Regions from separate parts of the Homo sapiens genome. Here region 1 is linked to region 2. A link is an interaction called in ENCODE POLR2A ChIA-PET data of the cell type or tissue named here. Cell type or tissue: Panc1. All regions are shown on one strand. Links, peaks and the distances in the headings refer to the core of each region. The heading gives the core; the rest is flanking DNA.

Region 1 (16,521 bases), core at 8,087-10,586, 380 kb after region 2:
AGAGAGGAAATTCTTGGAGTATCTAGTCTTTATAGTATGTGTGGTAGAGTATAGTCTGTGCCTTTGTGAATAAAATGACCTGTTTTGGCCAAGCAAAAATTTTCCCTTTTCTTTTTCTGTCTGACAAGATGAGCTGTCTTCTTTTATTATTATTGCCTTTGAATTTTCAGTGTGAAAAGGTAACAGTGTTCTTCAAAAAATACTCATGTAATTGGCATTTGATGAATAATACTAAAATCCTCCGTCTCATCTTTCCTAAATATTTTGTTTATTTTTATTTATTTTTTTGAGACAGGGTCTCATTCTGTCACCCAGGCTGGAGTGCAGTGGCACGATCTTGGCTCACTGCAACCTCCGCCTCCTGGGTTCAAGCGATTCTTCTGTCTCACCCTCCTGAGTAGCTGGGATTACAGATATCCACCACCACTCCCAGGTAATTTTTATATTTTTGGTAGAGACAGCGTTTTGTCACGTTGGCCAGGCTGGTCTCAAACTTCTGGCCTCAAGTGATTCTCCCACCTTGGTCTCCCAAAGTGTTGGGATTACAGGTGTGAGCCACCATGCCTGGCCTTCATTTTTCCTAAATATTTATAACCACCGGGCATGGTGGCTCACGCCTGTAATCACAGCACTTTGGGAGGCCAAGGCGGGTGGATCAGCTGAGGTCAGGAGTTAGAGACCAGCCTGGCCAACATGGCAAAATTCTGTCTCTATTAAAACAAAAAATTAGCCGGGCTTGGTGGAGGGCGCCTGTAATCTGAGTTACTCAGGAGGCTGAGGGAGGAGAATCGCTTGAACCCAGGAGGCAGAGGTTGCAGTGAGCCGAGATCACGCCACTGCCCTCCAGGCAGGGTGACAGAGAGAGACTCTGTCTCAAAAAAAAAAAAAAATAAATTATTTTAGAAACAAGTACCTAGACATCCAAAAAGATGATGAATTGGTGTGTAGTTTGGGAGTGAAGTTTGTCTTGTTGCTCTAATGGGGCAGGATTAGGTGAGAAATAAGAAATGTGGAGCCCTAGTATTTTTGCTCTAGAATTAGTTGGTCTTCTACATTTTGTGTACAGAGGAGTAGACCCTCTAAGGACCTCTTTATATTTAATATCAGAGCCAAGAGCTGAGAAAAAACAAGCTACTCTTTCTTGCTGGCCAAGCAAAAGACCTTTTGGTTAGAGGAATGGACTCACATCTTTCAGTACATTTTTTTTTTTTTTTTGAGATGGAGTCTTGTCGCCCAGGCTGGCACGATCTTAGCTCACTGCAACCTCTGCTTCCTGCATTCAAGTGATTCTCCTGCCTCAGTAGTGAGATTACAAGTGCGTGCCACCATGCCTGGCTAATTTTTCTATCTTTAGCAGAAATGGGGGTTTCACCATATTGGCCAGGCTGGTCTCGAACTCCTGACCTCAGGTGATCTGCTCGCCTAGGTCTCCCAAAGTGCTGGGATTACAGCCGTGAGTCACCCACCTGGCCCTTTTGTTATTTTAAACATTGGGGTAAATACCTGCTTCGTATTTCTTCAGGCATTCTTAGCATGTTTCTTAGCTATCGAAGCCCTTGATTAGAAGAGCTAGCACTGCATTGAATCCTATTAAGAAATGTATCCATGTTCAGAATAGAAGTTAGGTTAAAAATTTCTTAAAAACCACTTTAGGCCTGGTGCGGTGGCTAACGCCTGTAATCCCAGCACTTTGGGAGGCCGAGGTGGGTGGGTCACAAGATCAGGAGTTTGAGACCAGCCAGACCAACATGGTGAAACCCCATCTCTACTAAAAAACAAAAATTAGGTGGGCGTGGTGGCACGCACCTGCAATCTCAGCCTACTCAGGAGGCTGAGGCAGGAGAATTGCTTGAACCTGGGAGGCAGAAGTCGCAGTGAGCTGAGATCGCGTCACTGCACTCCAGCCTGGGTGACAGAGTGAGACTCCATCTCCAAAAAAAAAAAAAAAACCACTTTAAAAAATGGTTTTTATTTTAAATTTTTATTTATTTATTTTGAGATTAGGATTACAGGTGTGAGCCACCACACCCAGCCTATTTTTATTTATTTATTTATTTTTAGAGATGGGCTTTTGCTCTGTCACCCAGGCTGGAATGCAGTGGCATGATCATAGTTCACTGCAACCTCGAATTCCTGGGCTCAAGCAATCCTACTGCCTCAGCCTCCCAAAGAGCTAGGTCTAACTAGAGGTGTACTCCACCACTCCACCTGATTTAAAAAAAAAAAAATGTTGCCCAGGCTAGTCTTGAACTCCTGGCCTCAAGGGATCCTTCTGCCTGGGCCTCCAAAAATGCAGAGATTACAAGTTGTAAGCCACTGTGCCTGACCGAAAAACCAATTTTTAAATTTTAATTTTAGAATTGTGGTCTTTTAATTTTTTTAGCAAATCGAAATAAAAATACAGTTTCTAAAGAAAAGATTGTGTGAGACATGGTTTTCAATTTTTGTCGTAAGAATGAATGTGTGTGTATATGTGTGTTTGTGTGTGTATGTGTGTGTGTGACGGCCCTCTTTTAAAATTATTACAAAAGTGGCCGGGCGCGGTGGCTCACGCCTGTAATCCCACCACTTTGGGAGGCCAAAGCGGATGGATCATCTGAGGTCAGGAGTTTGAGACCAGCCTGGCCAACATGGTGAAAGCCTGTCTCTACTAAAAATACAAAAATTAGCTGGGTATGGTGGCAGGCGCCTGTAATCCTAGCCACTTGGGAGGCTGAGGCAGGAGAATCTCTTGAACCCGGGAGACGGAGGCTGCAGTCAGCCAAGATCATACCAGTGCACTCCAGTCTGGGTAACAGAGCAAGACTCCATCTCAAAAAATTAGAAAATAATAAAATTATTACAAAATAGTTACTTGTTGAAAAACTCAACAATATAGATAGTAGGTATAAGGGGAAAAGTAAAAGTGCTTCTTCCCACCCCCATTAATTCTTCAAATTCTACCCTTCAAGGTAACCAATATTAAAATTTTTCATTCAGTAAATTTTCTAGGCCTATCTTTCTATGTATATATGTATATATGTTCATATACACATACTTTAAAGGCATATCAAATTTAAAAGTGTAGCTTTATATCACACTGAGGTTTTTTTCTTGAAGCAGGTGCTGTATTTACAATTATATAAAAGCACGCAGAAATTGTATTTAGCTCTGAAAATATAGCACAAGCTTTGTAGGGATTCCTTTTTCCCTGAAAATTACTTTTAACATCAAAAGCAAAAGTCATACAGAAATCCCATCCTGATTTTCTCCAGTAGGTAAGGAGTTGGGTCATATCCTTTAAGATTGTTTATGATCTATATATAATCTGTTTTTTAATTTTTAATTAAATTTTTTTTACCGTTATGTGTTTTGAGAGATGGGGGTCTCGCTTTTTTGCCCAGGCTGGCTGTTGCCCTGGCTACACAGTGCGGTGGCATGGTCATAACTCTATGTGGTCTCCCACTCCTGGGCTCAAGCAATCCTTCTGCTTCAGCCTCCCAAGTAGTCAGGACTACAGGGGACTATAGGTGTGCACCACAATACTTGGCTAGTATGATCTATAATCTAGAGCAGTTTCTCAAGAGCAACATATAGACATTTTGGGACAGAGAATTCTTTGTTGTGAGGGGCTCTCCTGTGCATTAGAAGCATCCCTGGCCTCTACCCACTAGATGCCAGTAGAACCCGATTATGATAGCCAAAAATTGTTCAGACGTTGCCAAATGTCTCCTAGGGACAAAATCACTCCTGGTTGAGAGCTACCGGTCTAGAGGCCACTCTTGTCAGGAATGGTAGTTTTGTTATACTCTGTATTCAAACTTAAGGTAAACAAGGTGAGTCACTGCTTTTAATAGCATTTCAGGACTTATGCTTATAACCTGAACAAGGGAGAAATAGAAGGTACTGAAAGGTTTAATATAAAACTAGCATGCACTGCTGTAAATTTTCTATGGTAAATGTATCATTTTGGGGAACTTTCACTTAAAATATATTATTTTTCAAAAAGTTCAGTTGTCCATGAAAATGAATTTTTAAAAAACTTTTATGGGGACTTCCAGTTTGTTCAAAGTAGAAATGCTTTATTCCATAAATTATCATTTGTAGTGATAACATAGGAAATATAACTTTGTATTCTAGTGGGCTAATTTTGGAGACTTTGGAAATGCTTATTGAATAAAAAGAATTATATGTTATTACTGTAACAATTTTTTTTTTTTTTTTTTGAGTCAGAGGAGCCTTGCTCTGTCACCCAGGCTGGAGTGCAGTGGCAGGATCTCGGCTCACTGCAGCCTCCACCTCCTGGGTTCAAGTGATTCTCCTGCCTCAGCCTCCTGAGTAGCTGGGACTACAGGCCCGTGCCACCACGCTCGGCTAATTTTTTGTATTTTTAGTAGAGACGGTGTTTCACTGTGTTACCCAGGATGGTCTCGGTCTCCTGACCTTGTGATCCACCCGCCTCAGCCTCCCAAAGTGCTGGGATTACAGGTGTGAGCCACCGCGCCCAGCCACAATTTTTTGTATGTTGCACAAATATCAACCTTTCACAAGCTTCATGATGTAAAGCCTTAAGACTTTACATATAAAATGATGCATTGATAAGTATATTTATGTGAATGGTGGGGTTGATGCAGAGTTGATTAGTATGGGTGGAGGAAAACTTTTTGGGAAACTTTAAGTATGAGAGGTTTTTGTTGTTATTAGTATATTTTCAATAGATAATTACATTCATATAGTTCATAAGTCAAAGTAATATAAGGGCAGATACAGTGAAGTCTCAATCTCACCCTGCTCCCACATATCTTGCTCTTTATACTTTTAATAAAAGTATTATATAGCCTTTCAGAATTTCTTTATGAAAATACAACTATGTGTATTTTCCCTACTGTTACACAGATGGTAAGATGCTATTTATGTGAAATTTTTAAATGGTAAATTTGAGAAGGATTTAGACTTTTTTAAAAAATTAAAGTGATAAATTATGTTATGAATGAAGGATGGAGGTGAGTTTAAGCACATTCCTTTCTGAGTCTATTTGTTAGTAGAGTGCTGATTGACTAGATGAATTCAAAATCAGTTCTGGCCTTCTGATTCAGTGATCACTAATATAAATAAAATATGTTACTTTAAAGAAAAGCAAAACAGTTTTAAACAGTTTTAGCCTTGAATTGGCAAGTAAACAAAATAAATGACAAGTTTACCAAATTTTTTTTTTTGGCCAAATTTACTTTCTCAGAACTAAAGTTGTAATAAATAAAATCAATTCTTTTTTTAAACCCACTATAAAGGAACTGTTTCAATGTATCTGTCTTCACAGACCTTATTGATCACATTTCCCTCTCCTATTGCTTGTCTATAGAGTCATAGAATCTTGGTGATAATCCTATCTCATCTCATTTTTAGGTAACTGCTACCATTTATTGAATGCTTATTATATACCAGTACCGTACTAGATACTTTCGTTATTTTATTTAATCGTTTCATCACCCCTTTGAGGTAGGTATTATCTACATTTTTATAGATGAATAAGTGTAGGCTCAGAGAGTTTTTAGAGTAATGAATCTAAAAAACAAAAAAATGGTTAAAATGTTATATGGCTAGTGACTGGTAAAGGTGGGATTTGAATGTGATACTGAATTTAGAGCCCATACTGTTATTTTGCTTCAAATTAAGAAATATGTAGTTTTTGGTTACCAAATGCTGTTTTTTAAATAAATCATTGTTTAGTTCCTATTGAAGTTTTCACAGATGTAAAGTAAAATGGAGAAAATAAGCAGGATGTAGTGAATTTCTAATGAAGCTATTTTTTCCCACTTTTTTCTATTTTGACAAATACTCTTCCTACTTTTACAAAATGAATTTTTAAAACTATCTGTACTTAACAGAATATCAACTGGAAACTTCATTTGGGACCCTGGATAAAAGCCTCAGAAGTCTGGGAACTGTTGAGCTAAATGACTTGCCCAGATCACACAGTTAATATGTAGCAGTCAAGACTGAAAAATAGGCCATCTGATTCCCATTCTAGTTATCCTACCTTCCAGATTCTCCTAACTTTCTTTTGATGCATTATATTAATGAGTTTAATTAGTTGCTTATAAATGCCTCTTTCAAACTATTATAGTTTATAATCCATAGTTGATCTTGTTGGAAAAGTTTTTTTTTTTTTTTGGCTGTTTTTTTTTTGGTTTGTTTGAGAACGGAGTCTCACTCTGTTGCCCAGGCTGGAGTGTAATGGTGCAATCTTGGCTCACTGCAACCTCTGCCTCCCGAGTTCAAGCAATTCTCCTGCCTCAGCCTCCTGAGTAGCTGGGATTATAGGCGGCCACCACCATACCCAGCTAATTTTTTTTTGTATTTTTAGTAGAGATGGGGTTTCACCATGTTGGCCAGGCTGGTCTCGAACTCCTGACCTCAGACTATCTGCCCACCTCAGCCTCCCAAAGTGCTGGGATTATAGGCTTGAGCCACTGTGCCTGGCCTTTTTTTAAATTTTTTTTTTTTTGAGACAGGGTCCCGTTATGTCACCCAAGCTGGAGTGCGGTGGTGCAGGAGTGCAGTGGCTCACGATCGTATGGCGCAATCACGGCTCAGGCAGCCTTGACCTTCTGGGCTCAAGCGATCCTCCCCTTTCAGCCTCCCAAGTGTCTGGGACCACAGGCGCACACCACCGTACCCTGCTAATTTTTAAATTAAATTTAATTAATTAATTTTTTCCGACACACAGTCTTAGTTGCCCAGGCTGGAGTGCAGTGGCGGATCTCAGCTCACTGCAACCTCCGCCTCCTGGGTTCAGGCAATTCTCCTGCCTTAGCCTCCCAAGTAGCTAGGATTACAGGTGCGTGCCACCATGCCCCGCTAATTTGTTGTATTTTTAGTAGAGATGGGGTTTCACCATGTTGACCACGCTGGTCTCAAACTCCTGACCTTGTGATCTGCCCACCTCCCAAAGTGCTGCGATTACAGGCGTGAGCCACCGTGCCCGGCTATTTTTTTTGTAGTTACAAGGTCTCATTATGTTGTCCAGGCTGGTCTCAAACTCCTGAGCTCAAGGGATCCTCCTGCAGTGGCCTCCCAGAGGGCCAAGATTACAGGCATGAGCTACCACGCCTGGCCGGAAAAGTTTTATATTTTTTAATGAAATTACTGTCATGTAGATCAGCATAAGAGAGTGTACCACTAGAGTATAGGGGGAGCACTATTCTAAAGAAATTTTGTAATGAACTTAATTGGAAAGTTCAGGTCTTTCATTATTCATTTAAAAAGGATTAAGAAATAATTAAAACCATTGAAATAGAAAGGCATATGCCCAACTTTGCAGCTTTGCCAATATGGGAAATATTTGTTTTACAATATTGTTATATTCCAATTATTTTGTAAAAATTGTAATCTGCTTTTCTATTGATAGTTACAGACAGTGCATGGTTCCTGTGAGTAAAGATCAATTGACTTATGATGATTGACTAGTTTACCTTTCTTCCTGCCAAGTTTACCTAAACCAGGAAGAAAGTAAGGTTGTATATAAAAAAATTTGTTGGACTGAAATTTAGCAACTATTTGTGGAAGAGCACATTTTGCTCTTCCTCTGCTACATAGACTTCTGTTCTCACAAAGTTTTCCACTTACTGAATAGATACTGTTTTCAGTAGTAGAAAGGATGTTTTTTTAAAAAATGTAGATATCCCACTGTATGCTAGTGATTGATTCATCTGTATTAGTATGCAATTTTGAAAAGAGAAAGGCAAGTATATCCCTAGAGGTTACCCCTAAGAACCAACTAAGAACCAAAGAGTTAAACAAGAAAACAGTTTATTAAGTTGCCAAGGTAAGTTTGATGTGTTTAAAAATTTACAATGAGGACAATTAGATTGAGAACGAGTTTGTTTTTTAGATTTTGGTAAAATATTCATAACATAAAATCTATCATTTTAACCATTTTTTTGTTTTTGTTTTAAAATTGTGGTAGAATATGTATATATAACATAAACTTTACCATTTTAATCACATTTATACTTTAACCACTGTACATGTATGTTAAATGTACAGTTCAGTGGCATTAAGTGTATTTACATTGTTGTGCAACCTTCACCATCAACCATCTCCAGAACTTTCTCATCTTCCAAACTGAAATTCTGTACTTGTTAAACAATAATTCTCCCATTCTCCCTTCCCCCAACCCCTAGCAACTACCATTCTACGTTTTCTCTCTATGAATTTTACTACTTATATAATTGGAATCATGCAGTATTTGTCCTTCTGTGACTGGCTTTGTTCTCTTAGCATAATGTCTTCAGGGTTAATCCAGTTGTTGCTTGTGTCAAAATTTTATTCTTTTAAAGTTAAATTCAATTGTGTGTGTATATGTATGTGTGTGTGTATATATGTACACACATGCACACTCCCTATATTTTATTTATCTGTTCATTTGGGTTTTTTTGTTTGTTTTGTTTTTTTTTGGAGATGGAGTCTTGCTCTGTCACCCAGGCTGGAGTGCAGTGGCACGATCTCAGCTCACTGCAACCTCCACCTCCTGGGTTCAAGTGATTCTCCTGCTTCAGCCTCCCGAGTAGCTGAGACTACAGGAGTGTGCCACCATGCCTGGCTAATTTTTGTATTTTTAGTGGAGATGGGGTTTTGCTATGTAGGCCAGGCTTGTCTCAAACTCCTGACCTCATGTGATCCACTCGCCTCGACCTCCTAAAGTGCTGGGATTACAGGTGTGAGCCACTGTGCCCGGTCTATCTGTTCATCTGTTGATGGACACTTGGATTGCTTCCACCATTGGGCTATTATGAATAATGCTGTTATGAACATAGATATGCAAATATCTCTTTGAGGCCTGCATTCAATTATTTTAGGTATATACCCAGAAATGGAATTGCTGGATCATATGGTAATTCTATTTTTAATTTTTTGAGGAACTGCAATACTGTGTTCTATATCAGCTATATCATTTGACATTCCTAACAGCAAAGCACAAGGAAGGGTTCTAATTTCTCCATATTCTAGCCAACAGTTATTTATGTTTGTTTTTTGATAATAGCAATTCTAATGGGTATGAAGTGGTATTTCATTGGGGTTTTGATTTGTTATTTCCCTAATGATTAGTAGTGTTAAGCATCTTTTCATATGCTTATTGGCCATTTCTGTATCTTTGGTGAAATGTCTATTCAAATCCATTGTACATTTAAAAAGAAATTGTATTGCCGATTAGGCACAGTGGCTCACGCCTGTAATCCCAGCACTTTGGGAGGCTGAGGCAGAAAGATCATCTGAGCCCAGGAGTTCAGAACCAGCCTGGGCAATATAGGGAACCCTGTCTCTACAAAAAGTAAAAAAAAATTAGCCAGGCATGGTGGCACATGCCTGTAGTCCCAGCTACTCAAGAGGCTGAGGTGGGAGGATTGCTTGGGCCTGTGTGGTCGAGGCTGCAATAAGCTGTGACTGCCACTGTCACTGCACTCCAGCCTGGGTGACAAGAGTGAGACCCTGTCTCAAAAAAAAAAAAAAATTGTGTTGTTTGTTTTTTATTGTTTAGTTGTAGGAATTCTTTATATATTCTGGATATTAATCCCTTATCAGATACATAATTAACAAATATTTGCCTTCATTCTGTAGCTTGTCATTTCATTCTGTTGCTGTAGTGTCCTTTCATGAACAAAAAGTTTCTAATTTTGATGAACCTAATTTATCTGTTTTTTTATTTTGTCGTATGCTTATGATGTCATGAAATTATTGCCATCTCCAGTGTCATGAAGATTTTCAGGCGTGGTGGTTCACACCTATAATCCCAGCGCTTTGGGGGGCCGAGGCGGGCCGATCACAAGGTCAGGAGTTTGAGACCAGCCTGACCAACATGGTGAAATCCCATCTCTACTAAAAAATACAAAAATTAGCCGGGCATGGTGGTGCCTGCCTGTAATCCCAGCTACTCAGGAGGCTGAGTCAGGAGAATTGCTGAACCTGGGAGGCGGAGGTTGCAGTGAGCTGAGATCTTGCCACTGCACTCCAGCCTGGGTGACAGAGCGAGACTTCGTCTTAAGAAAAAAAAAAAGAGTTTTATAGTCTAAGCTTTTAAATTTACGCCTTTGATACCTCTTTTTTTTTTTTTTTTTGAGATGGAGTCTTGCTCTGTCGCCCAGGCTGGAGTACAATGGTGCGATCTCGGCTCACTGTAACCTCCACCTTCTGGGTTCAGGCGATTCTCCTGCCTCAGCCTCCCAAGTAGCTGGGATTACAGGTGCACGCCACCACGCCCAGCTAATTTTTGTATTTTTAGTAGATAGGGGGTTTGCCATGTTGGCCAGGCTGGTCTTGAACTCCTGACCTCAAGTGATCTGCCTGCCTCTGCCTCCCAAAGTGCTGGGATTACAGGCCTCAGCCACCGCACCCAGCCGCCTTTGATACATTTTGAGTTAATTTTTTAAAATTTATTTTTATTTATTTATTTATTTATTTTATTATACTTTAAGTTCTAGGGTACATGTGCACAACCTGCAGGTTTGTTACATATGTACACATGTGCCATGTTGGTGTGCTGTACCCATTAACTTGTCATGTACATTAGGTATATTTCCTAATGCTATCCCTTCCCCCTCCCCTGACCCCACGACAGGCCCCGGTGTGTGATGTTCCCCACCCTGTGTCCAAGTGTTCTCATTGTTCAATTCCCACCTATGAGTGAGAACGTGCAGTGTCTGGTTTTCTGTCCTTGCAATAGTTTGCTCAGAATGATGGTTTCCAGCTTCATCCATGTCCCTACAAAGGATACAAACTCATCCTTTCTTATGGCTGCATAGCATTCCATGGTGTGCATGTGGTACATTTTCTTAATCCAGTCTATCATTGATGGATGTTTGGGTTGGTTCCAAGTCTTTGCTATTGTGAATAGTGCCGCAGTAAACGTACGTGTGCGTGTGTCTTTATAGCAGCATGATTTATAATCCTTTGGGTATATACCCAGTAATGGGATGGCTGGGTCAAATGGTATTTCTAGTTCTAGATCCTTGAGGAATCGCCAAGTTAATTTTTGTATATGGTATAAGGTAAGGTCCAATTTCATGCTTTTGCTTGTGGATATCCAGTTTTTTAGCACCATTTGTTAAAGACCATTATTTTCCCATTGAATGGCCTTGGCATCCTTGTCAAAAATCAATTGACCATATATAAGTGGGTTTACTTTCTTGACTCTCTGATCTATTCCATTGGTCTATATGTCTGTCTCTTTGCCACCATCCTCTTTTGATTACTGTAGCTTTATAGTAAGTTGAAATTAGGAAGCATTAGTCTTTCAAATTTGTTCTTTTTTTTAATTTTAATTTTTTATAGAGATGAGGTCTTACTATGTTGTCCAGGCTGGTCTCAAACTCCTGGCCTCAAGTGATCCTCCCACCTTGGCCTCCTAAAATGCTGGGATTACAAGTGTGAGGCACCATGCCTAACCTGTTCTTCTTTTTTAAGATTATTTTGACTATTCTGGGTCTTTTGAGATCCCATATTAATTTTAGGATGGGTTTTTTTTTTTTTAATTTCTGCAAAAAGTGCCATTGAGATTCAATAGGGATTGTATTGAATCTATAGATTGTTTTGGATGAGAAAAACTTTTAATACAAATTTTATGTAATTGTTTTATTATAATAATTATTAGCAAATCAAAGGACTTGATCTGGACAAAATATTAAAAAGCATCTATGATGGAGAGGCTGCCAGACTCAGTCAACTGATGTTCTCCCTGAAGCCATTGAACCCAAAATAACATGGGATGTTTACTTTGAGTATATGTTTTTGAAATATAATCCTTATTTTTTCCTGATTTATCCTCATATTGACTAATTTGTGAGTGATCAGGATATGTCGTATATTGATTAAATGCTAGAAAGAATATTCTTTATCCTTTATATGATTAGATATGAGCTCAGTCTTGGAAAAATTATCTCAATATGGTATTAAACTTAGATAAATGAACCTGTAGTTATCATTATGACAAAGGAGCAAATCCCAAAAGGGACAGTAGTGGATACATTCTCTTTTTTTTTGGTTATTATTTATGTATTTATTTATTTAATTAAACATTTTTTTAATTAAAAAATTTTTTAATTTAAAATTTTTAATTTAATTAATAATTAATTAAAGACAGTGTCTCTGTCACTCAGGCTTGAGTGTAGTGGCACGATCTTGGCTTACTGCAACCTCCACCTCCAGAGCTCAAGCCATCCTCCCACCTCGGCCTCCTAAGTATAGCTGGGACTATAGGTGCATGCCACCATGTCTGGCTAATTTTTGTATTTTTTGTAGAGATGGGCTTTGCCATGTTGCCCAGGCTGGTGGTCCTGAACCTCCTGAGCTCAAGCAGTCTGCCTGCGTCGGCCTCCCAGAGTGCTGGGATTACAGGCATGCGCCACTGCACCCAACCCAGTTACTTTTTATTGTGATATAATTTCAAACTTACTGGAAAGTTGTAAGAATAGTACAAGGAACTTTTCCCATATAGTCTTTTTTTTTTTTTTTTTTTTTGAGACAGAGTCTCGCTCTGTCGTCGCTCAGGCTGGAGTGGAGTGGCACAGTCTTGGCTCACTGCAACCTCCGCCTCCTGGGTTCAAGCAATTCTCCTGCTTCAGCCCCCCGAGTAGCTGGGATTACAGGTGCCTGCCACCACGCCCGGCTAGTTTTTTTGTATTTTTAGTAGAGATGGGGTTTCACCATGTTGTCCAGGCCAGTCTCAAACTCCCGACCTCAGGCGATCTGCCCTCCTCGGCCTCCCAAAGTGCTGGGATTACAGGCGTGAGCCACCGGGTCCAGCCTTCTTTTTTTTTTTTTTTTTTTTGAGATAGGATCTCACTGTCACCTAACCTGGAGTTAAGAGTGGCACAGTCACGGTTCACTGCAGCCTCAACCTCCCCAGGCTCAGGTGATCCACTTCAGCCTCCTCAGTAGCTGGGACTACAGATGTGCACCACTACAGTGGCTAATTTGTTTTTTGTATTTTTTGTAGAGTCAGGGTTTTGTCATGTTGCCCAGGCTGTTCTCAAATTCCTGAGCTCAAGCAGTCCTCCTGCCTTGGCCTCCCAAAGTGTTGGGATTACTGGTGTGAGCCACTACGCCTGGCCCATTGGTTTTTAATATATTCACAAAGTTGTATGACCATCAACTAACTATTCTAAAACACTTTTATCACTCCCAAAAGAAGCCGTGTACTCCTTAGCAGTCTTTTCCCATTCTCACCTTCCCCCAGCCCCTCATAATCACTAATCCACTTTCTGTCTGTATGTATTTGCCTAATCTGGGCATTTCGTATAAACAGAATCATATAATATGTGGTTATTTGTGCCTGATTTCTTTCACTTAACATATTGTTTTAAAGATTTCTACAATATTGTAGCAGGTATCAATACTTTTTGTTTTGCTTTTGAGTCCGAGTCTTGCTCTGTCACCCAGGCTGCAGTGCAGTGGGGCAGTCATATCTCATTGCAGCCTCCAGTTCTTGGGCTCAAGTGATTCTCGTGCCTCAGCCTCGCGAGTAGCTGGGATTACAGGCATGTGCCAACACTCCTGGCTAATTTTTGTATTTTTAGTAGAGATAGGGTTTCACCATGTTGCCCAGGCTGGTCTCGAACTCCTGGCCTCTAGTGATCCACTTGCCTTGGCCTCCCAAAGTGCTGGAGTTATAGGCATGAGCCATCATACCTGTCCTACTGCCAATTCTCTGCAGCTGTACTATTTAACATTCCTACCAGCAATGTACAAGAGTTCCATTCTTCTCATCTTCACTAACATTTGTTATTTTTCTTTCTTTTCTCTCTTTTTTTTTTTTATTACAGCCATTCTAGTGAGTGTGAGGTGGTATCTAATTGTGGTTTTGATTTGCATTTCCCTAATGATTAATGATGTTGAGCATCTTTTCATGTGCTTATTGGTCATATGTATATCTTTGAAGAAATATCTATTCAAATATTTTTCCTGTTGATTGGGTTTTTTTTATAGCTATGTGTTTGTTTTTTCTTTTCTTTTTTAAATTTGTTTTAGGAAAAAAATTCTGGATGCTAGTTCCTTAACAGATCCATGATTTGCAAATATTTTCTCCCATTCTGTGAGTTGTCTTCATTTTCTTTCTTTCTTTTTTTTTTTTTTTTTTTGTTTTTGAGATGGTCTCACTCTGTCACCCAGGCTGGAATGTAGTTGCCCAATCATAGCTCACTGAAGCCTCAAACTTCTGGGTTCAAGTGATCCTCCAACCTCAGCTTCTGGAATAGTTGGGACTATCAGCATGTACCACTGTGCCTGGCTGATTTTTAATTTTTTTGTAGATATGGAGTATCAGTATATTGCCCAGACTGGTCTTGAGGTCTTGAACTCCTAAGCTCAAGTGATTCTCCTGCCTGTCTTTTCTTTCTTTCTCTCTCTCTTTCTTTTCTTTTCTCTTCTCTTTCCTTTCTTTTTCTTTCTTTCTTTCTTTCTTTCTTTCTTTCTTTCTTTCTTTCTTTCTTTCTTTCTTTCTTTTTCTTTCTCTTTCTTTTTTTCTTTCTTTTCTTTCTTTCTTCTTCTGTCCTTCCTTCCTTCCTTCCGTCTGTCCTTCCTTCCCCCTCCCCTCCCCTCCCCTCCCCTCCCCTCCCCTCCCCTCCCCTCCCCTCCCCTCCCCTCTCCTCCCCTCCGCTCCTCCTCCCCTCCCCTCTCCACACAGTCTCCCTCCCTCTGTTGCCCAGGCTGGAATGTAGTTGCTCCATCATGGCTCACTGCAGCCTCAGCCTCTCAGGCTCAAACAATTCTCCCCTCAGCCTCCCAAGTAGCTGGACTACAGGTGCACACCACCATGCCCAGCTAATTTTACTGTTTGTACAGACAAGGTCTCACCATTTTGCCCAGGCTGGTCTCAAACTCCTGGCCTCAGGCAGTCCTCCCGCCTTGGCCTCTCAAAGTGCTGGGATTATATGCATGAGCCACCATACCCAGTCTTGTCTTCACTTTCTTGTGTCACTTGAAGTTTAAAAATTTTGATGACGCCCAATTTATATATTTATCTTTTTGCTTGTGCTCTTGTTGTCATGTCTAAGAAACCATTGCGTAATCCAAGATGACAAAGATTTATGATTTATGCCTGTTTTCTTCTGAGACTTGCATAGTTTTAGCTCTTACATTTAGGTCTCTGATCCAATTTGAGTTAATTTTTATATATAAGGCGTGAGGTAGAGGTCTAACTTGATTCTTTTGAATGTGCATACCCAGTTTTTTCAGCATAATTTGTTGAAAAGACTATTTCTATCCCCCTTGAATTGTCTTTGCACCCTTTTCAAAAATCAGTTGACTACGTGTGAGGGTTTATTTCTGGACTGTCTGTTCTATTCATTGATCTATATGTCTCCCTATGCCAGTTCCACACTGTCTTGATTACTGTAGCTTTTTGCAGTAAGTTTTGAAATGAGAAAGTGTAAGTCTTCTGACTTTGTTATTTTTCATTGTTGTTTTGGTTATTCTGGGTTATTGGTTATTGGTTATATTCTTGTTCTCTTGATGTGGTCTTTAGGAGAGGTATAGTAGGAGGTGTTTAATATGATGCAGAATTTGTGGTAATAGACAAATGATTCAACCCCCTCCTTCCCACTTCCATAACATTCTAGCTCTTGAAATTTCTGTACCTTTCTATATGCTGTAGGTGGGGAGAAATTCATGTAATTTAAACCATGTAATTTAAATTTGCCAGACTGCTAGGAGAACAAGTTGTAGTATCAATGTTTGTTTTCCTTTTTTTAACCCGTTTACCCTGTGCATCCCCTCTCTCACAAAGCCTGAGTATATGTTTTAGAAGAGGTAAGACCGAAGAGGAAGGAGATGGTTGGTTTGGGTAGTTGTCTTCTGAGTGGACTAGTCTCCAAGAAGAATATGGACAGAATTTCTTTTTCCAGGGCAACAAACAAATGGATAATTGGAATAAACTATAAAACATGGTAATTAGAGTTTTTACTTTTTTTTTTTTTTTTTTTTTTTGAGACAGTTTCGCTCTTGTCGCCCAGGCTGGCGTGCAGTGGCGTGATCTCGGCTCACTGCAACCTCTGCCTCCTGGGTTCAAGCGATTATCCTGCCTTTGCCTCCTGAGTAGCTGGGATTACAGGGGCCGGCCACCACACCCAGCTAATTTTTGTATTTTTAGTAGAGACGAGGTTTCACCATGTTAGCCAGATTGCTCTCAAACTCCTGACCTCAAGTGATCCACCCACCTTGGCCTCCCAGAGTGTTGGGATTACAGGCTTGAGCCACCGTGCCCGGCCGAGTTTTTGCATCTCGTAACACCTGCTTAAGGAGGTGTAAATTCAATGTTTAAGTAACATACAGTTTGACTTCCAAGCCAGTATTGTCACAGTCTTATCACTTGCTCTAATGCTTCTAGTTTTGTTAGGTTACTAATTATTTCAGCTCAGTGAACAATAAGAGTCTGTACTATATTTTGGTACCTGTCTTACTTGGGACTTGACTGATAGGTTAGCAATGAAAAGTTTATTTTCTTTTAGTTTGAAGAGACCATTATTTGAGGCTATACTTAAAATCATGGAT
Region 2 (14,709 bases), core at 8,450-10,949:
AGGCTGATTTCCAGGAAGGACTTTCATTATTTCAAAACGAAAAAAACCCCTGACAAGGCCTGATTAGTACCCTCTTCCTCAACTAAACACACATAGCCCAACACTCCTCTGGGCCACCTAAAAGCAGCTGCTGTCACTTCTGCTTGCTGGATTCAGACTGCAATTCTGCCATTCCTTTTCAACAGTCATGCTGTGCACATACCTGCCATCTCTGTAACACAGCAGAAGGCTCTAAGTATCAAGAGGGCCCTGGATAAATCACTTATGATAAATAAGCCTCGATTCTGAACCAGCTTTCCAGGCTATGTTCCTTGGGCATGGCACATGTAGGTACACTGCAGAGTCACACAGAAGAAACTGTTTCTTCACTCATTTTTCCCTCAGTTAATGTTTATTGAGCGCCTATTACGCACCAAGTACCATGAAGTTGATCGAGATACAGTAGTATAAAAAACAGCCATATTCTCCAATCTTGAATAATCTTTTCAAGGTGCTTCCCATAGAAGCTAATAAAGCACAGACTCAAATCCACATATCAGAGATTTGGCTTTTTTTCTAAAGTAACTGTCTCAATTTACTGCCTTCATATTTCTACCAATATATACATACCTAAGGTCAGTTTCCTTCCATGAGCCAGATGCTTATTCCCAATGGCCAGTTTTAATTCCAAGATAAAATCCTAAGGTCATTCTCTTCAAGTCACCCAGCAGTTGCTGGTTAACTTACATAAGGCACAAAAAGATAAAGAAGATACATCTTTTGCTGCAGCTCCATCTTGCACTCAGGAAGCTCACAGTCTGGAGGACCGCACACACACTTGCCCTCCTCCCCCATCCGACTATGCCAAGTGATAGACTAGGCCTTTATGTTTACAGAAGAGCAATGAACTGCTACAGAAACACAGGAGGCCATGATTCATTCCGACTGAGGGGATCAGAAAAAGCTTTGAGGAGAAGTGGAATCTCAGCTAAGCCCAGAAGGAAGAGGAGGCAAGAAACTGACTGAGAAGAGGAAATGGAAAGGCATACTAAGCCAAGGAAACAGAATGAGCAAAAGCACTAAAGGATACAAATGTAAAATTTGTTTGAAATTGTCAAGTAGATCATTTTAGCTATGGCAAAGAGTAAGTGTGAAAGAGTGGACTGAAGGATCACAGATAGGTAGGGGCCAAATTGTGGAAGGTCTTGCATGCCCTGTGAAGAAGTTGCTCTTTATGCCACAGGAAATAGGAAGCTATTGAAGATTTTGGGGTTGGGAAGAGATAATTACTCTGTTTTAGAAAGTGAATTCTAGCAATAGATAATAGAAGAGAACAGAGAGTCTGAAACTAGGGAATTCCATTTACAGCCGCTAAGGCAGGCTAGGTGAGATGTAAGTATCCAACTAGAAGCCAGGCACAGTGGCACATGACTGCAGGCCCAGCTACTTGGGAGGCTGAGGTGGGAGGATTGCTCAAGCCCACGAGGTCCAAGCTGTAGTATGCTATTATCACACCTGTGAACAGCCACCGTACTCCAGCCTAGGCAACACAGTAAGATCTCTTCTCCAGAAAAAAAAGAAAAGAAAAGAAAAGAAAGAAAGAAAATAAAAGTTCCAACTAGAGCATCATGAATGAAAAGAATTGGATTGGGGAGACTTTGCAGTAGTAAAAACTGTCATGACTCGTCAATGTCCTCTATACAGAGGATAAGAGTGAAAAAAGAGTCAAAGATGATTTTGACATTTCTAACAGCTTGGAAGACTAGATAAATGCTGTTATTTAGGATAGGAGTGTCCTAAACATAACAGGGTATGGCAAGAAGATATTGAGCTCAGTTTGAGAATTTTTGAATTATATCTTTTGTTAAGACCCCGGAAAGATCAAAGGCAATGCCTCGAAGAATGTTTGAGACAAACAAAAGTCCTTCCGTGGGTCTTTTTTGTTTTTGTTTTTGAGACAGGGTTTCACTCTGTCCCCCAGGCTAGAGTGCAGTGGTGCAATCACAGCTCACTGCAGCCTCAACCTCCCAGACTCAAGTGAGCCTCCTGCCTCAGCCTCTAGAGTAGCTGAGACCACAGGCATGCTCCACTATGCCTGGCTAATTTCAAAAAAAAAAATTGTAGAGATGAGGTCTCCATATGTTGCCCAAGCTGGTCTCAAACTCCTGGGTTCAAGCAATCCACCTGCCCTGGCCTCCCAAAGTACTGGGACTACAGGCATGAGCCACTGCACCAGGCCTCTCCATAGATCTTAAGAATGTGCCCCACAGATCCTTTCTATTAAATAATAGGAATTCTACAAATCTTAAAGAGCATTATCCCACTGCAGCTTCAGAGGGAACTCAAAGTAGAGAAGAGCTTATGTTAAGAAGATTCGTGGGCGTGGCTTTTGTCTAAGGCAGTAAACCCCAATAGGATTCACCGGAAAAACCATACACTTTTTAAAAGAAGTATATAGTAGTCCCCCCTTATCTATGGTTTCACTTTCCACGGTTTAATACAATAGGATATTTTGAGAGAGAGACCACATTCACATAACTTTTATTACAGTATATATTGTTATAATTGTTCTGTTATTATTATGTGTTGTTAATCTCTTACTGTGCCTAATTTATAAATTAAACTTTATCATATGTATGTATGTGTAGGAAAAACATAGTACATATAAGGCCTAGTACTATCTGTGGTTTCGCACATCCACTGGGGGTGGAACATATCCCGCATGGATTGGGGGGACTACTATACTAGCAGGAACATCACCAGCTTGGATGAAAAGGGACATCTACAAGTAGGAAGCAGGCTGAGAAAACTGCTTAGCTGCAAACACAGGCTACATGTTATGGGAAAAAAAGAGTAATTCAGAGGACAGAACCAGGAGCCACAGGGTAGAACAACAAACAGTGAAGAATCATTCCCAGGCAATAGGACTGAGCCCTACTCACATGCCAGGCTGGATTTCAAAACTGCTAGGGACTAGCGACTAATGTTGCCCTCCTTTCTAAATGGAATCATCTACTGTAGATAGAAAATTAAAGAGACATGACAACTAAATGTGATGTAGGATTCTAGATTGGGTCCTGGACCAGGAAAAGGCCATTAGTAAGACAACTGGCAAAATTTCAATAAGGTCTATAGATTAGCTAATAGTATTGCATCCGTACTATTAATGTCCTGGTTTTAATCATTTTACGTGTTGTGTCATTTGAGGAAGCTAGGCAAAGAGTATTTAGGAACTCTGTACTATTTTTGCAACTTTCTTGTATTATAATAAGTCTGAAATTATTTCAAAATCTGAAGAAAAAAATAAAAATAGTCATTTTAAAATGTAAGTGTTACCAATTTTTTAAAACAGGCATCTGTAGTAGTTATCCCAAATCTATCCCAGTGTTGTATTTGGTGTGGAGGACAGATAACTTGTCTCTTGAGTTCACAGTCTTCAGATCAAGAGGAGCAGTACTCGAGTTGCTATACCCACGGAACTGCATTGAGGAGTCTCAACTACACATAGACCTGATTGAGACGATGAGACCCTGGCTCCTGAACCTGAGCCTGATGCCATAATAGATGACACATTGGCCAGGGGGCCAGGGGGAGGTTTTGGGTGGAGATGAGTATATTTTTCATGTGTGAGGAATATAAATAATTTGTGCCAGAGGTCAAACTGTAATGTCCACAAATTCTTTGACCGTCCTTCCACCAAAAGGTGGTGTGTAATTCTCCTCCCCTTGAATCTGGTCAGGTCTTAGTAACTCTCTTCTAACAAGCAGAGTGTGGTGGATGTGATGCTATGTGACTTCTGAAGCTAGACCCTAAGAGACAATAGAGCTTTTATCTGGCCCTCTCTTGGGATGCTTATTCCTGGGCCTAGCCATGGTACTGTGAGGAAACCCAGGCAAGGTCCTTGGTCCTCAGACCCGGCTACACTCCCAGATGAAATTCCAGCCAGAATTATATGCTTGACATGTCAGAGAAGAAACTTTGAAATGACCTTGTCGCAACTAGTGTCTGACTGTTCAGCCACCATCTGACTAAAATACATGAAAGATACTAAACCTCCTAGCTGAGCCCCTCAATTCCCAGGACTGTGAGAGATTATAACAAATAACTGTTGCTGTGTTAAGCTATTCCATTTTGGGGTGTTTTGCCATACCACAATCGATAACTGCCATAGGCAGGTAGAAACTGGGACTCAAAAAAATTAAGGGACTTTTCCCAAGTTCACACAGCGAGTAAGAAACACAGTCAGGAACAGAGTCACATACCCATCCGAATCAAAAGCCATTCTCTTTCCACTAATGACAGACATGACAGTAATTGCAGCTAGCCTGCATTGAATGTTTTCTATAAGAAGGCACTGTTCTCTAAGCACTTCATGTGGAGTAACTCACCAAATGTTCATCACAATGCTATAAGGTAGGTATTACTGTGAGCCCCATAATATAGTTGGGAAACCTGAGGCACAAAGAGGTTCATTAATTTTCCCCAGGTTATCCAGCTAGTAAGTCACAGAGTAAGGACTCGCCTTTAAAAGTCAGCTCCAGGCTGAGGCAGGAGAATTGCTTGAATCTGGAAGGCGGAGGTTGCAGTGAGCTGAGATCGTACCACTGCACTCCAGCCTGGGTGACAGAGCAAGACTCTGTCTCAAAAAAAAAAAAAAAAGCTCCAGCGTGCAGCTGTAACCATTCTGCTATGAACAGATGAAATCTTCAAATCAGATTTCATAAATTGAGAGGAGAACCAAGGACAACCCCTAAGGGACTGTACCCTCTACAAAGTGGTCAAAAGAAGACATGGTGATTGAATGACCTGAGAAAGAAGGGAGAGGGGAAAGAGGTGTGTCAGAAAACCAAACACTATGACAGCATTCCTGGAGGAACCCATGGCAGGATCCACAAACCAGCTTCAAATTTTAAGGCTGACTGGGTCAACTGCAAGCCAACCATAAGGCTCCCCTCCCAAAGCCACATTGCTAGTAGCAAACTCCTCCACAGAAAGTAATCTTTGAACCCTAGAATGGAGAGTTATGTCATTGGATTACTCCCTGAGTCATGTGGACAGAGCAGCACTATTGATCGCCCTTTTCTCCCTCTTACAATGACAACACTCACTCCTACTCTGGAAGGATTAGGCTGTTATTTAACTTCAGACATGAGAAAAGTAAACTCTTATACTTATAAAAATATATATGGTTCATGACCTTGACCCAAGGAAGCCCATCAAACCCACTGGGACTCTTTACCAACTCAATGTTTTCTTTTAGACAGAGCTCCCTAGGATGCACTAGTTTTAGGTGATCCCTTTACAGAACTAATCAAAACCAATGCCTTTAACTTTTTTACCTCTGTACGACAAGCTCTGGATGTAAGGCAGACCATTCACCAGAGGCCCTGAGGCTGTAACACCACACAGGAGAAGCGCAAAGCCCACATTGTCTGTGGGCATAGGTGAAGCAGGGGCAAGCCTGGCAGAGGTGAAAACAGCACTTCCAAGGGAACCAGTCTCAGCTCCAGCTCCCGCTTGCCCTTTCAGTTGACTGAGTGTAAACCATACACAGTGGAAACCTACTCAGATAATTTACACAGTAAGAAACAAATACGGAAAGCTCACTTCCAATCTGGGAGCCACCCATGTGCCTCCCTTCAACTTACAAATTAGATTCTTTCCAGCAGAAAGACCTTTCTCCTTTCTCTCAGAGGTGGTGGTGTCTGGCTCTGCCCAGATGGTAATACTACTTGGCTCTACATGGTGGGATTTTCTTAGCATTGGCCTGAATCACCTGGGCTGAGCTCTGGAGGTGCCATCTGAAAGGAATCTCTGTCAGTACTTGGCCAAGACAACTTAATGTATATGTTACTAAGAGACCAGTGAATGTTACTAGCCTTTTTGGAGAAAGGATTCCTTTTGAAAATGAGACCTAGAATTATGGAAGATGACTTCTGGAAAAAAAAACTCCATGTTATGTCCAAAAGAATCCAACCTAAGGGAAACTCAGCCAGATTTACTGGATTTGGTCCCACCCTCATCCTATCCCAGGATTATGCCTACCTCCCCATTAGGCCTGTCAGACCTGAGGTCTAAGGAAGAGTTGGGAATTTTATACCAAAAATTTCTGGAAATTTTCCTGATTCTTGACAATGGGGGCTGAAGAACGGATGTTACATTCAGAGAAGAGCAATTCTATCAGCAGGCCTAAGCAGAAAGGAAGGAAGCCAGGTGGGATGAAGTGGGAGAGGTGAAGCCTCAGGTAAGAGAGGGTCAGAAGTAAAACCCATACAAACAGACTGTGAAAAAGAAACCAACCAACAGTAAGCAGTCTGACAGGCTGTCTTTGGAAGTCCCAGAGTCCTTTAAAAGAAACTCTTCACTTATGGGCCTTGGATTCAGCCTGTAACAACCGGATCCTGTAATGGTCTGAGACTCCTTTCTTTCTTTTAAAAAAATTTTTATTTTCACTATTTTTCCCCTAAAATCAAATCAACCAATAACAATGCTAGAAAAGTTGCCCTGGATGCAGCCTTGCTGTTTTCTCTCATCCAGAGACAGGGATTCAGACATGACAGATCATCTGCTTAATCACTACCTGTTCGATCCTGACTGGTAAATAAACCCTCCTCTCTAAAGCCATACAAAGTAACTCCAGAAAAGAGGCATCAGTGGGGCAGTGCTTAAGAAATCTATTGCTGGTCTAAGCAAGTGCGGCAAGGTGCTGTATTAAGATCATACCTATGGCCAAAGGCACCAGTGGAAGGGACTCAGACTTAAGGATGCTGAGTGCCAGAGCCTTCTGAAAGGTGGTGTCTAACAGTCCTTGGGAACTTGGAGCTGGAGGAGAAGCCCACACCCTACCCAATACTTCAGCCAAGCAGACATGGCAGAAAATGCCTCATTTCAAGGGAATGGTGTAAGAATGAACATGCCAAAGGAGAAACATTAGGAGAAAGGATTGAGCTCCCACCACCCCCTTTCAAAACAAAAACCAGTGATCAAAGGACCAGCACTGGCCTCCAGAAGCCCCCAAATTGTCTACTAGGCAAAAAGGTGCTACTCCTAATTCGTGATCTCAGCTTACTACAGAAAAGGAACCTGGTCATACCTCTTACCTCTGAAGGTATTCAGCCTGAAGCATGAACAGGCCAGATTAAGAGTGTAGCTAGGCATTCCAGTGAGAGACCAGAATAAGGAATATCCAAAAAGCTCAGGTGGCAAGTGAAACTGGTAAATTTTGCAGAATGCCAACTAACCAAAACACAGAAAAAGAACACAAGCCAAAATATTGACATACATGAGGAAAAGTACCTAGAAATCATTCTAAAACTCAATAAAAGAGGACAATTACTTGCAAGAAAATAAAGAAACTATGGACTATTGAGAGAAAAAAAAAATAGAACTGAAACATGACCAAGAAGCAAAATTCCGCCCTCATCAAAATGTCCAAAGGTACTTTCCATGGTTGTCCCTTAGCCTGGGCTGTCATTTGATGAATCTTGAAATGTGTCTAGGAAAAAAGTGGGCAGTAGAGAAAGCAAATGCTCCCACTGCTCCCTTTTTACTTGGCAATACCAGCAATCAAATATTAACTTCACCATATTTTAAATTACTGCCCCTAAAGATCTTACCACCAGGTAAACGAGATAAGATACTGGCCCATCAAAAGATAATTAGCAATGTGTGGCATTAAATGATAAGTGTTATATACATAATATAGGCCACAAATACTAGGACTTTAAGAATAAGAAAAAATAAACACTACTTCTTGAGGTCAGGGGATTGATGGCCAGCCAAGGACCTGAGGGGTAATAATAAACAACAAATATTTAAAGGAAGAACCCCCAAATATATTACTTTCTGTGTTTTCATTTTCTGTAAAACGAAGATAGTGATAGCACTTAATATAATTGTATGGGTATTAAATGAGATCATGCATGTAAAATAATTAGCAGTCTTTGTCCTACAAACACTTAAAGAGTAAGTTTCATACTTTCATCAGGTTTCACATATCAATTAATTATTTAAAATAAAAATAAAATCACACAAACTCAAAAAATGTCACCTGTTACATGATCACATCTCTATTCCTCTGACCTTGGGAAGCCACCAGATATATTACAACTCACTACAGAAACAAGAAAAGGATGAATGATTCAGTGTGAACCCACTCCCAACCCTGGAAACCCCCAAATCAAAGCAGGATGAGTCAAGGACCCTATCTGAAAATAAGGAAGCTTTCAGCCATTTTCCAGGGACTTTCAGCAACTTCTCCTGACAACAGTAAAAATGTAAGATAAGACCTACCGAAGTCAAAGAGCAATCCTGGCAGGACTCCAGAACTTGGTTCACCCCACCAGTATGATGGGAGTTTGAAAGAGACACTGTGAGTATGGGTCTTAGTCCTCCCATTTGTGAAACAGAGAAAAACAGTATCTATCTTCAGTCTTCTCGAAAAATTGACCAGCACGTACCCATGAGCACATCAAGATCTGTGGGCTACTTGGGATCTCCACAGAATGAGCATTCATATCCTGGGACTCACAAGGGTGTCTCCACAATGTGACCACACACATAACCCATTCTCTTCTCACCACCACCTCCACCAGATCCAGCCCAATAACTCTCAAGTTGAAACAAATGGGAATATCTGGGTGAAAAACATAGTTGTTCATAAAACTGTTTCCTCTTGCCTCCCCCTGGTCTGCTTCTGGAACTTAATATTTTCATTTACCTAGTCTTCCTGCTCACATTGGTTAATAATTAACATTTTTCAATCAAGTGATATGTTAATTATTTTACATGCATTATTACATTTAATACTCATAGCAATTCTATAAAGTGCCATCACTATCTTCATTTTACAGGAAACTAAGATGCAGAAAGTAACTTGCCCAATATCACCCAGCTGGAAAATGCAAAAGACGGTTTCCTTTTTTTTTTTTTTGACATGGAGTCTCGCTCTATCACCCAGGCTGCAGTGCAGTGGCGCGATCTTGGCTCACTGCAACCTCTGCCTCCCAAGTTCAAGTGATTCTCCTGCCTCAGCCTCCCCAGTAGCTGGGACTACAGGCCTGTGGCACACCACACCCAGCTAATTTTTTGTATTTTTAATACAGATAGGATTTAACCATGTTAGCCAGGATGGTCTCGATCTCCTGACCTCATGATCCACCTGCCTTGGCCTGCCCAAGTGCTGGGATTACAGGCGTGAGCCACCATGCCCGGCCACAAAAGATGGTTTCTAAACCCGGGTCCATCCAGAGCTCAAGCTCTTAGTCATTACACAGTTTTGGGTCGACTTTTTTTTTTTTTCTGAAGGAAGGGCAGCTATGAAAAACTTTTAGCTAAAATCATACTTAATCATGAAAGTCTGAATGTTTTTCTGCATGAATAGAAAAAGAATGTCTGCTCTTACCACTTCTATTCAACATTGCACTTTGGCAGTCCTAGCCAGTGTAATAAGGCAAGAAAAAGAAACAAATGAGAAACAGATTAGAAAGGAAAATATAAATGTCTTTTTTTCATTGACCACACAATTATGTACATAGAAAATCCCGATTAATATACAAAAAGAAAGTTAATAGAACAAATAAGTGAATGTATTCAGGTCACAACATACAAAGTCAATATATGAAACAAAACAAAACAATGATATTTCTACACACTACAATGAGTAACTGAAAAATGAAATTAAATGAATAATACCATTTATAATAACATGAATAGAATACCATAGCAAAAAAAACCACGAAACTTCCAGCTAAATTTAACGAAATATGTGCAAGACCCATTCACTGAACTACAAAATGTTACTGAGTTACTTTTAACCTAAGCCTTCAAATACTACTTACATAATTAAGAATAATTAATCAGTCTAGCATTCAAGACTGATTAAAATATCACCCTAGGCTGGACGCAGTGGCTCACACCTGTAATCCCAGGACTTTGGGAGGTCAAAGTGGGAAGATCACTTGAGCTCAGGAGTTCAAGACCAGCCTGAGCAACATGACGAAACCCTATCTCTGCAAAGAAAGGAAGACAATATCACCCTAATCTACCTCTCCAGGCTCCTCATTTTCATTCCCCTTTCATTTTGTTTTTTGTTTTTTATTATTCCATAAACATCCCCCCTCTGCTACTGAGAATGCTGCTCTTGCTGCATGAAATAATCAATTGATTCATCTCTATCCCCAAACTACTCTCACCTCAACTATCTCTGATTATTGGAAACCCTTCTCAAACTACTTCTCCAAGAAACTTTCTTTAATCTTCTAACCAGATATTATCTTTCTTTCCTTTTTGACTCTTCTCCTCCTCCCAAAAGCACTATGTTGGCATATTTTACAGTGTTTATCATATTCTAAGTTAAATTACTGTTATATGATTGTAAGCTCATCAATGATGGTGACTGTATCTGATGCAGCTCCTCTAAAGTAACTTGTTCTTTACACAGAATATATATTTAAATATTTGTTGAAGCAAACATTGAAAAGATTGAATTAAAAGAAAGTTATTTTTGTAATAAAACTTTTGGGATACCAAATTGCATCACTGTCACAATAGAATTCATGATGTCCTGACTTTTGCATGGGCTGGACCAGATGTTTAGCCATTTTGTGACCTTCCTCTCATTCAATTCTGAGGAATGTCAATTCAGCTTGGCTTCTGTTAGTTGGATCAATATCAAGATCAAGACCAAGTAAAACATCCCAGCATAAAGGACAAAGACAGATCCTCAGTCTTTATATAACAGATCAGGGAAAGAAGGTGTAAGGGAGCCAGTGTCCTCAGCACAGGGCAGGAAACTGTGAATGATAAACAGAACCACTGTGGATTCTGTTTCTGGGGAGAGAAAAAAAAAAGTAATCTGATCATCACATCTTGGAGGTCTGCGTTGCTTGCAGAATACAGAAACTTTCTACAGTACCTGTGCCTCTGCTGCTCTAGAAACATCTGCAAGGGTAAATGAAATGTTAACCACCAGTCCTGCCCCACACTCAGGAGGCTAGCAGCACAATCAGGTCCTGAACAGAGGCATAGAGCAGAGCTGACAGGCTCCGGAAGTGTCAGGCCTCTGTCCCAGAGAAGGTCCCTGGAGAGGCCATTTGGATCTTCCTGCATATACAAAGTGGGAAGGGAATGTTACTGTAGAATGGAGCTCATATGCCACACTCTCCCAACTAGCCAGAGAAGGAAGGCTCCTTAATTTAACTTCATTTCATAATTATCAAAAACATTATAGCTGATTAGCAGCAATTAATCACACTCCATAAGTGCAAATTTGTCTTTTGACCCCAGACTGGCAAAAGCTTCCTAGCTCTTTGCCTGGGTACAGAATGTCCTTTCATGTCATCCTAATACCTTTTAATCGTCCTCTATGTGTGCTTCAGTTCTTACAACCTGACATGGAGCTCTAGTTCAGCAAGATTCATCTGCGTGTATTACTGTTTTTAAAGAAGTCTACTTTAATTAAATATAAAAGTCATTGTTCAAACTTGTCATAATTTAGCACTTCTACCGATTAATTCATCTACTTTCCCTAGTTTCCTAAAGAGTTGCCTGTATCATCTCTTGAAATTCATAAACTGGACTTATTTCTATGTACAAATTCGAAAAAGTAAGTGGGAGGAGAGGGTTAATTTGCTAGCAACAAGTAAGACAGAAATCCCCACACCATATACACCCATCCATCCAAACACAAAATTTGGGGGAAATTTCTTTTACTTTTAGTGCAAATTATACTAACAGCACTTCAGATCTTGCAAAGAAAGATCTAAGAACAAGTTGTTGAAAACTGCACTGGGGAAACTTCAATGATACTGATATCACCATTCCTTTCACAAATTTTCAAAATTGCCAAATGCCACTAAGCAAACAGCGCTTAGAGGGTTAAGACTTCTGCTGCTTTGATATTTGCATATTTACTTTTTTCCTATGTATCCAAATGGCAATTCCCTGATCCTCTGAAATTTTAACACTATGTTCCAATCAGTTACTTTAAACGTACTTCAGAACAGTATTCAGGTAGCTAAATTCCCTGGGATTGTACCAGCTGTGCATGAATATGGTCAAAATCAAACTCTTCATTGACAACTGCGGTCTCTGTCTTCTGAATGAAAATCAAAGCAATCATGCACTGTGGAGTTTTCTCTTTTTGTCTGTGAAATCATGTGATCTCCCACATGGACTCTACTGTGAGATCACCAAGCGTGTGAAACAATAAGAATTGCTGTATGGGTTGAGATGCAGCCCTAAATCTCAGTGATAAACCTTTGGATCTCTCCTTTGAGCATCCCAGTTAAGACTTATACAATGTATTGTCAGGGAAAACTTAACGGCAAAGTATCTGAAAAATAAGTTGGTATTTTCATTCCTGAGTCCAGAATTATATTTGTGAGGTAAGGTATTGAGGAGAAAAGAGGATCCTTTAATAGATACTTGAGATAGAGGACTCAGAGATCACTGGAACTAGGTAGATAAGATCTTGGGCCAGGTTAAGAAAATATGTATTACCTGGGAAGAATTTACCACAAAATTGGCTTAATGGCAAAATTAACATTCTCCCTCTGTTGAAAGAAAATTTAAGACTACTTTGGGCCGGGCGCGGTGGCTCACGCCTGTAATCCAAGCACTTTGGGGGGCCAAGGCGGGTGGATCACGAGGTCAGGAGTTCGAGGCCAGCCAGGCCAAGATGGTGAAAACCCGTCTCTACTAAAAATACAAAAATTAATCGGGCGCGGTGGCGGGTGCCTGTAATCCCAGCTACTCAGGAGGCTGAGGCAGGAGAATTGCTTGAACCAGGGAGACGGAGGTTGCAGTGAGCTGAGAATGTGCCACTGCACTCTAGCCTGGGCGACAGAGCAAGACTCCATCTCAAAAAAAAAAAAAAAAAAAAGACTGCTTTGAAAAACATTGTGTTTTTAGAGAAACACACACTTCAAGAATAAATTATTCCTGAATATTTTACCACAGAGCCTTAAAGCGGGGTAGCTGAGAACAGGGATTAAGAAGGAAACTTTTCATCATATATTTTTATGTATTTTCTGAATTTTGAGCCATATAAATGTGCTACAGCTCCAAAAATATAAATATAATTTTATAAAGAAAAAACTAATTGATATTAGGAAATAAAATTAAAATGCCCTAGATAAAACAGGATAGTAAAGGGGAAGCACACTTGCTTTGATTAGGGGCCGAGAGGAAGTTAGTCACCTAGATTGTTAATATACCACCATCCCTAGCTCTCAAACTGTTTGTTAATTCAAACCGACGGTTGTTTTATTTTTGTTTAAATTTGGGGGTGGGCAAGTAGTAATCTACCTTCCAAAAGAAAAAAAAATAAGAGGGTCTTTTCCAGCAAGATCTTTATTCTCCAGTGCTCAAATCCCATTAACACTAATCAGCACAATGATTAAGCACATTGTGGTTAAGTACTCTAGTTGATAATGATTCTTTCGGAAGAAAGGTTCCCATAGCGACAGGTAAAGGCTATCATCAAACTCAGCTTTTCAGCACAGGACTTGATGTCACAGGTCAGAGAGTTAAGATTGTTTTAGTTTTAATCTGGAGGCTTTCTTTAACTTCACTTGACTTTATCCATTCAAATGACACTGATGGAGAGTCCTTCTATAAACCAGGCAAAGTACGAAACGCGGCAGGGCAGGAGAACTAGGAGAAAGAAGACCTCAAAGATAAGCTATTGTTCCTACCCCAAGAATGCAGTCTGCCGAGGAAAGCAGCCACTACAAGAAATAATGACATTAGGGTGGTAATTCAATCGTTAAATCTACAACCATGCCTTGTCCTCATCACTAGGACTGGTCAGTTTCTAATCTAGTTTCACTTTCCCATCTTCAAGCTGCAGCACAGCTGGGTTTCCAGCTGGCTGGGGAAGAAAAGATTCTTTAAATAAACAGCATTTAAAAAATATGTAGTCGCTTTTGCTATACTGAATTTTGTGAACCACCTTTCTCTAATATGTGAATCTGGGTGCCACATTAATTTAAAACTATCCTAAAGAATGTAAAAATCCTTAGGAATACACCTTTCCTTGTAGCAACAAAGTACACTATACACTGGAAAACTGCTAATCAGGAAATCCCAAAGAAAGAAATGATCTTCATTTTTTATGCTATTTACTGCATCTATTCAATAAGGAAACTGCTTAAAAACATGAATATAAGAAAACAACAAGATAGGGTGTAATTATACCAAAATATATGCAACCATCTTTTAAAATGCAGGACTATTTGCAGAACATGATGTTTTTATAACATTGTACAGAATTGCTAATCCCTGCAAGGCCTTTCTAACTCTTTTTCCTCGCCTTTCCACAGAAGGCACAGAAAACACCTCCCTCCATACAATGCAATCTTCTAAGAAATGCAAAGATTTTACTCAACTCTATCACCAGATGTACTCTTTCTGGATAAATGATACACATTAGATATGTAAAAATATCACTCTGGCAGGTCTTGCTCTTCCAGAAAGACCCCTGTCTACCTTTCCCCACCTTAGATCACAGACTTCAAGTCAACATTTCATGGTGGAAACGAGCCATTTATGAGGACTGATAAGAAGAGGTCCAGTGTGACCTCCTGCATTGATGCTCCTGAGGCCAATTTTTAAACACAATATTATCCCTCCATATTTTGCCCCCCTCCAAAAAAAAACCCACGGGCTTTCTAGGTGACTTCCCAGAGAACCACACCTCTCAGAACCTACACACACTCAGACCTGAAA

The links. Peaks named below come from ENCODE experiments on the same cell type or tissue, not always from the same donor. Only the 100,000 strongest peaks of a DNase experiment are listed, where the experiment ranks them.
Region 1: POLR2A ChIA-PET joins it to region 2 with 7 read pairs; 2 of 35 experiments call an interaction of 5 or more read pairs at or near these places.

Annotation. Positions count from the first base shown.
Region 1 is chr5:140,405,363-140,421,883 of GRCh38, forward strand. All of the region lies in intron 1 of ANKHD1-EIF4EBP3 (ANKHD1-EIF4EBP3 readthrough), which reads left to right. All of the region lies in intron 1 of ANKHD1 (ankyrin repeat and KH domain containing 1), which reads left to right. Among named protein-coding and RNA genes, the nearest start is that of ANKHD1-EIF4EBP3, 12 kb to the left of the region's middle. RefSeq lists an enhancer at 1,279-1,779. In Panc1, for the core only: no CTCF peak of the experiment used is centred there; no DNase peak of the experiment used is centred there.
Region 2 is chr5:140,025,066-140,039,774 of GRCh38, forward strand. All of the region lies in intron 1 of NRG2 (neuregulin 2), which reads right to left. Among named protein-coding and RNA genes, the nearest start is that of NRG2, 11 kb to the right of the region's middle. In Panc1, for the core only: no CTCF peak of the experiment used is centred there; no DNase peak of the experiment used is centred there; H3K27ac peaks cover 642 bases.